Regions from separate parts of the Homo sapiens genome. Here region 1 is linked to region 2. The links are chromatin contacts, found by Hi-C or POLR2A ChIA-PET in ENCODE. All regions are on one chromosome and are shown on one strand. Each heading gives the region's core, a stretch centred on a gene start or an enhancer-like site at or near the end of the contact. The rest is flanking DNA. Distances are from core to core; before and after follow the strand shown. Region 1 overlaps GAK (cyclin G associated kinase). Region 2 overlaps PCGF3 (polycomb group ring finger 3).

What was found. A loop is a pair of places that touch in the nucleus more often than their neighbours do. ChIA-PET counts read pairs that join two places held with the same protein, here RNA polymerase II (POLR2A). Pooled maps may share reads with other maps.
Region 1: a loop to region 2 is called in a map of right lobe of liver, with 1.9 times the contacts of the local background. The contact joins two enhancer-like sites. A Hi-C loop is called at or near these places in 1 of 168 maps with a recorded cell type or tissue (right lobe of liver), 5 of 37 single-sample maps with no recorded cell type and 12 of 50 pooled maps. POLR2A ChIA-PET finds 5 or more read pairs at or near these places in 2 of 52 experiments (AG04449 and H1).

Annotation. Positions count from the first base shown.
Region 1 is chr4:865,526-868,755 of GRCh38, forward strand. It overlaps GAK (cyclin G associated kinase), which reads right to left. Exons shown (of 28, transcript NM_005255.4): 20 at 3,014-3,160; 21 at 1,431-1,907; 22 at 839-1,009. Among named protein-coding and RNA genes, the nearest start is that of CPLX1, 41 kb to the left of the region's middle. RefSeq lists an enhancer at 812-2,011. Within about 2 kb of position 1,374, at least 2 of the 41 ENCODE cell types and tissues checked have a DNase peak (open chromatin) inside an H3K27ac peak, as active enhancers do.
Region 2 is chr4:748,463-751,590 of GRCh38, forward strand. All of the region lies in intron 8 of PCGF3 (polycomb group ring finger 3), which reads left to right. LOC124900163 (chloride intracellular channel protein 6-like) reads right to left here. Exons shown (of 2, transcript XM_047416474.1): 2 at 1-3,128. Among named protein-coding and RNA genes, the nearest start is that of PCGF3-AS2, 26 kb to the left of the region's middle. Within about 2 kb of position 1,416, at least 3 of the 41 ENCODE cell types and tissues checked have a DNase peak (open chromatin) inside an H3K27ac peak, as active enhancers do.

The DNA of each region.
Region 1 (3,230 bases), core at 124-2,623, 120 kb after region 2:
ACCCCACTTTCTGCCGCCATCCCCACAGCCTGCGTTCCCGCCTCTCCTAAAACCCACCAGAGCCCGAGGTGGCTCCACCTGGCTGAGCTGCCTTCGGCAGACAGAGGGCCCAGCAGGTCCTGTCTGCCCTGGCTCTGGCCACGCAGCACACCTCTGGCGGCACCCGCCCCAACGCTGCAAGGCTGCACTCCACACACCCGCCCACAAGCCATCCTGCAATGGTCACCATCATCACCCCAGAGTACGCCGTGGACCACGCTGCTGCCTCCTCAGGAGAGAGAACCCAGGCTCCTTCCCCTAGGACCACACTGGAGGGGCGCGCAGCCCTCTCCCAGGGCCTGGCCCCACCGGCGTCTGTCTAAACAAGCCATGCTGTGCCCCGGCGCCTGACCTCCTCCCCATGGATACGGTGCCCCACGGCCCCTGCTACACCCAGACCAGGTCAGCTTCCCGGACCCTGGGTCCCCCAGCTGCCTCCCTCTGACCTCTGGTCCCTACACAAGCTCTGGGTGCAGGTGGCCTTCTCTGCTAACAGCTGCAAGGCCTGGGCCTGAGGAGGCCTGGAGAAACACCTGTTGCCAGTCACAGACGACTGAGGCACTGCAGGGCCCCACAACCTGTTCCAGGTTTGGGGATGGTTTGGGGAGACAGAGCAGGGAGCAGTCTGTCCTGACCTCTGGGACGTCCTGCAGGATGCTTGGGCCGCAAGGAGCGCACCCGGAGGCCACACAGTCCAGCCCCACCACTGCCTGAGACCCACAGCTCTGTTTCCCACCAGAGGCTGCGGTCCTGAGGGAGGCGGCCATGGAGAGCTGGCTGCCAGGCGAGAGGCACTTACCCAGGTGCAGGAAGTCGGCGCTGCAGGATGGGGGCGGAGCACTGTGGGCAGACGGGAAGGATGGTGGGACGGTCACAGAGTCCGAATTGAGAAATTCGCCGAAGAGATCAGGATTGGAGCAGGGCTGGGAGTTGTTGCCTGAAGACGGCAGAAGCGGGCCAAAGGGGTCAGCTGTGGGGACAGGCGGGCATGGGGAGGACTCAGCCCGGCTGCCTGAAGACAAAGGAGCCCAGCTCTGGAGTCAGGCCTGCCCAAGAGGCCACTCCAGCTGGGCAGCCCAGACCCCACGGCTGCCCTCGCAGGGGCACTGAGGCAGTCAGCCCAGGGGCTCCCCGTGCCCCACGCCTCAGGATGACTTTCCCAGGGACACAGCAACACTGCTGAGATGGAGAAGCCAGTAGCTCCCGGCCCGTGAGCTCAGGTGGGCAGCACAGAACCCTGACATGACCCCGAGGCTGCTCCTGGGGGAGGTGGGGGAAGGGCACGTTCCCTTCCTGCAAGCACCTTCGAAACACGCCCATGCAGTGAGAATGACTCAGCCTCATCACTCATCTACTGTGAAGCCACTCGCCTTCAGAACAGAAACACGTACCAGCGGCAGGGGGCCCTCCTCTTGGGGTGCTCTGCACGCTCAGGGGAGGGGCCGGGCTTGCCAGGAGCAGCGGGTCCTCGCTGAGCAGATCCTCCGGGGGCCCCTGGGAGGCGGCCTCAGGGGGCCCAAGGAGGCAGCTGAGCAGGTCGGTGTTGCTGGAGGGGGCCTTGCAGGCCTGCGGGGGTACAGCTGGCCCTGCGCCCACCTCGGAGTGCAGGCCCAGGAGGTCGACCCCGTCTTCCTGTGGCACAGGCTCTGGCAGCACAGCCGGTGTCTCCACCTCAAAAACCAAGTCCTGCTGCACCAGCCCTGCTGCCAGGCCGGGGGGCTCTGGGTCGGCCCTGGGTTCCTGGCCCTCGCTGGAGATCGGGGATCCCCCTTCATCTGACACCTCACTCTCGTCTCTGTCCTCCATCAGGGCAGACTCGCTCTCCTTGGAAGAGGCATTTTCTGCACCAGTCTCTGCCTCCTTCTCTTCTGCGAAAAGGAAACAAAACCACAGGCTAGTGAGACCACACGGCCAGCACCAGGGTCCCCACGGCGCGTCCCTTCAGGGCCTCCTCGGCCCAGGGCCTTGGTGAACACACGTGGCCAGCACCAGGGTCCCCACGGCGCGTCCCTTCAGGGCCTCCTCGGCCCAGGGCCTTGGTGAACACACGTGGCCAGCACCAGGGTCCCCATGGCATGGCCCCTCGGCACCTCCTCGGCCCAGGGCCTTGGCAAGTGCTGCAGGAACACCAGGGTCCCCACGGCGCGTCCCCTCAGCCCAGGGCCTTGGCGAACCCACATGGCCAGCACCAATGTCCCCATGGCACGGCCCCTCAGCGCCTCCTTGGCCCAGGGCCCTGGCGAGTGCTGCAGAAGCTTCTGGGCGGGCGGTGGGGTGTTGTTCCTGAGGCGTCTCCAGCACACCCACCTCCAGCCTCTGCCTCAAGGGTCTGCCTGTGGCTCTCTCCGCCTGGGCCTCTGCGGTGCCTCAGGCTGAGTCAAGTGGGGGCCACATGGCAGCACTAGGGGGTAGGAACACCAATCAAGGGTGCTCTGGGAACAGGCGGCAGAAGGGACGAGCCCGATGGGAAGGCCAGGGGTGCTGGGACAGGAAGTGGCAGGTGCATCCCTTGGGGTGTGTCTGGGGTGAGGTCCAGTGATGGCGCCCAGGTGTTTTCCTGAAAAGCCTCAGAGGGGCTGGGAGCCCACTGGGGGTGTGGGCAAAGAGAGGTGTGGGATCCCCAGGTGGTGACAGTCTGTCCCTCCGCCCAGGCCCTTCCCCTGTACCCAGGGGCCCCGCCAGCATGGCCCATGCTGCCAGCCTCCCCAGGCCCACAGACTGGGATGAAGAGCGAGGGTTGTTATTTCAGACTTTGTGGGCATGTTCTTTTTTTTTCACCTTTAAAAAGATATGAAATCATTCTTAGCTCGTGAGCCATTAAAGAACAGGCTGACATGCCGGGTGCACAGCCCCACTGAGGTGCAACTCAGCTCTGCCGGAGGCCCGTCTCCCAAGACGCTTGCCCTGCCCCAGGGGCACCTCCAGACCAGGGGCCTGCCCTCTGCAAGTGGCCAGGTCCAGGGACGCTGCCTACCCTGCCAGTCCAGCGTGTGCAGGAAGCGACTGGCGTCCGCGCTGCTGCTTGGCGGTGAGTCAGAGTCTGTGGGTTCGGCTTCCGGGGACCCTGCCCCAGCATCATACTGAGCCGTGGAGCCAGGCTGCCGGGGAAGCTCCGGCTTCCCTGCAGGAGAGGGAGGGCGTCAGGGCACTGGCACTGGCCAGCAGCCTCGGGGCAACACTGACCCCAGAGC
Region 2 (3,128 bases), core at 166-2,665:
GGCATGAGCCACCGCGCCCAGCCAAGTAACGGAACCTTAATTTTTTAGTTTACATTTACACGTTGTTTAAAACGTTCAGTGAGCATTACAGAAATAGACACGTGTGTCCAACGTGGGATGTGATGGCGTTGCCTTGTGGGTCAGTAGAGAAGAGCGGCCAGTTCAGAGAAGGGGTCCGGAGGGGCAGGAAGCGAGGAAATCACCTTCTTCTTTCATGACCCCGGTTTCACTGCCATGCCTGGTTTCCGATGTTGACGTACCTGGTGCTTCCTCTGTTGGTGGCTTGGCGGCTCTCCTGGAACCACGCTGTTTTTCTGTCTCTGGTGTTGGTCTCGTCTGCGCGGAGGCCCCTGGGTCTTTCCTGGTTGGCCTTTGTTAGGTACTTGTCCTTACAGCAGTTCCCCAGTGGTGAGGAACCCCCTGGGATCTCGTGGAAATTCAGTTTTGGGGTCTGCTGGGTGGGCTGGTGTTCCAGAGGGGTGCAGGCTGCTGCTCCCCTTTACTCTGGTGTGGTTTTCCATGGATCGATGTAAAGCTGTGTGTGATGTCCTCCTCCAGTTTAATCTCTGTTTTGCAGTTTTAAATTTATATCAGTGTTTACTTTTACTAATATTTACCTTTTCTTTTGATCCTTGACGTGCTAAAGATTTATTTGTTGCTTTCAAAAGGGCCAATTTTTTTAAATTGATCAAATATTGAATTTTGTTTTTTTCTTTTTTGAGATGAAGTTTTGCTCTTGTTGCCCAGGCTGGAGTGCAATGGCACGATCTCGGCTCACTGCAACCTCTGCCTCCCATGTTCAAGCGATTATCCTGCCTCAGCCTCCCAAGTAGCTGGGATTACAGGCATGCGCCACCACGCCTGGCTAATTTTGAATTTTTAGTAGAGATGGGGTTTCTCCATGTTGGTCAGGCTGATCTTGAACTCTTGACCTCGGGTGATCCACCCACCTCAGCCTCCCAAAGTTCTAGAATTACAGGCATGAGCCACCATGCCCTGCTGAATTTTCTTTCCTTTTTTTTTTTTTTTTTTTTTTTTGAGACAGTCTCACTTTGTCGCCAGGCTGGAGTGTGGAGTGCAGTGGCACAATCTTGGCTCACTGCAACCTCTGCCTCCTGGGTTCAAGCGATTCTCCTGCTTCAGCCTCCTAAGTAGCTGGGATTACAGGCACACCCCACCACACCCGGCTAATTTTTATATTTTTAGTAGAAATGGGGTTTCACCATGTTGGCCAGGCTGGTCTTGAACTCCTGACCTCGTGATCCACCTGCCTCGGCTTCCCAAAGTGTGAGTCACTGCACCCAGCCTTGCTGAATTTTCTTAAAACTTTTTTTTTTCTGACATCTTGAGTTAAAAGTCTTTTGTTATTCTTTGAGACGGGATCTGGCTCTCTCACCCAACCTGGAGTGCAATGGTGCAATCACAGCTCCCTGTACCCTCTGCCTCCTGGGCTCCTGCCCAAGCCTCCAGAGTAGCAGACACTGTTGGCAGATCACACCAGTTAACTTTTTTAATTTTTTGTAGAGATGGATGGAGTCTTGCTGTGTTGCCTAGGCCGGTCTGAACTCCTGGGCTGAAGCAGTCCACCTGCCTCAGTCTCCCAAAGTGCCAGGATTCCAGGCGTGAGCCCACGTGCCCGCCAAGTCTTTGTAAGCGCATTTCCGGCTGTGTTTCCTGTGTGCTCCTGGCTGCTCCCTGCGGACTTTGATGAATAATATTTTCACTGGCATTCATTTCTAAAGAAGCTGTAATTTCATCAGAGTTCCTTTTTAATCGAGAAGTTTGTTCTGAAACATTTGAGTAACGTGGCCTTTTTGGGTTCCATCCACTCCTCTTTCTAGTCTCCTTCCCGGGCGGTCAGGGAGTGTTGTCTACACGGATCTCTGCCTTGGGGGATTGAGATCTTCTTGCTTGTTCACTTGGGTGCAGATTTTCCAGGGGTCCTGGGGTGATTTTCCTTTGGCTGAGTTTGCTGGTTGGTGTGGTGGGTAAACAAGCGGACCCCGGGGGCCAGTTGCCCACGTCCTGCTCTGCCTTTAGCCAGGGTGTGGCCCTTCACAAGTGACCTACCTCTGCCTCAGTTTCTCTGTCTGTGGCGTGAGGTGGTGGTGAGATTGCCTCGAGGTTTTTATGAAGATTAAATGATTTCCTATTTGTGAGGCACTTTGAGGTGTTAAGTTGAATGAATGAGAAACAAGCAGGCAGCCTGGGAGATTGTGAACTCCGACATCCAAGTCCGGTCGTTTTTCTTGTGGATTCTTGTTTTCTCCGTGTCTCTGTAACCTCGCGGTGTTGCTTAGGAGCCGTGCTGCTGGCTATGCAGGCTGATGGTTCTTACGTAGTTTTGATGACTTGCACCTTTTGCCAGTGTGGATTCTTTTTTTTTCTTTTTTCCTGTTCAGTGTGTTTTCGCTCTAACCCCCGATTCTCTTGTACTAACATCGCTACAGTTGCTGTTGGTCTCTGCTTCCACCCTCCCTGTCATTTGTTTCAGCTGTGTTACGGAGGCCTTTGCTTTGCTTTTTTGCACACATCTCAGGTTCTCTTTGATAGGAGAGTTTAACCCGTTGTCTTTGTTGTGAGAATACATTTTTTCCCCTCTCCATGAGGGCTTGGATCCGGTTTTGGTGTCTTCTTTCTCTGCTCTAATGGTTTGGGAATTTTGCATTCTCTTTCTGTTCTTCTTGTGGCTGCCCTTAAACTTGGATTCCGTGTCCGTTTGTGGGATTATCCGCGTCTATAACTTCGTGATGAGTTCCTGATCTCCGTCTTCCAAAACTTGGGAAGTCATCCGAGGGTTTGTTCCAGATTGTTTTGGGTAATTTTAAAATTTTATTTCACACTAATTTTATTCTAGGAATCGCTTCTTCATCTTACTGAAGTTTTGATGCGACGTTATAGTTATTTAGGCTTAACGGGAGGTTGCATGGGTTTTGTGGCCGTTTCTGGTGTCTTCCTGGTGTGTTTGGATTTGTGCTTCGCCACGTCCGCACGTCACTTCTGAGCCCAGTGCGGTGGCCCCTGAGCTCCTGCCGGTCACGGGCTGTGTGTTGTCCCCCTCACACCAGAGACAGTCGTTTCTTCTCTTAACTCTTAAGCCCTCCTCAGTCACTCGGATGAACTGATTA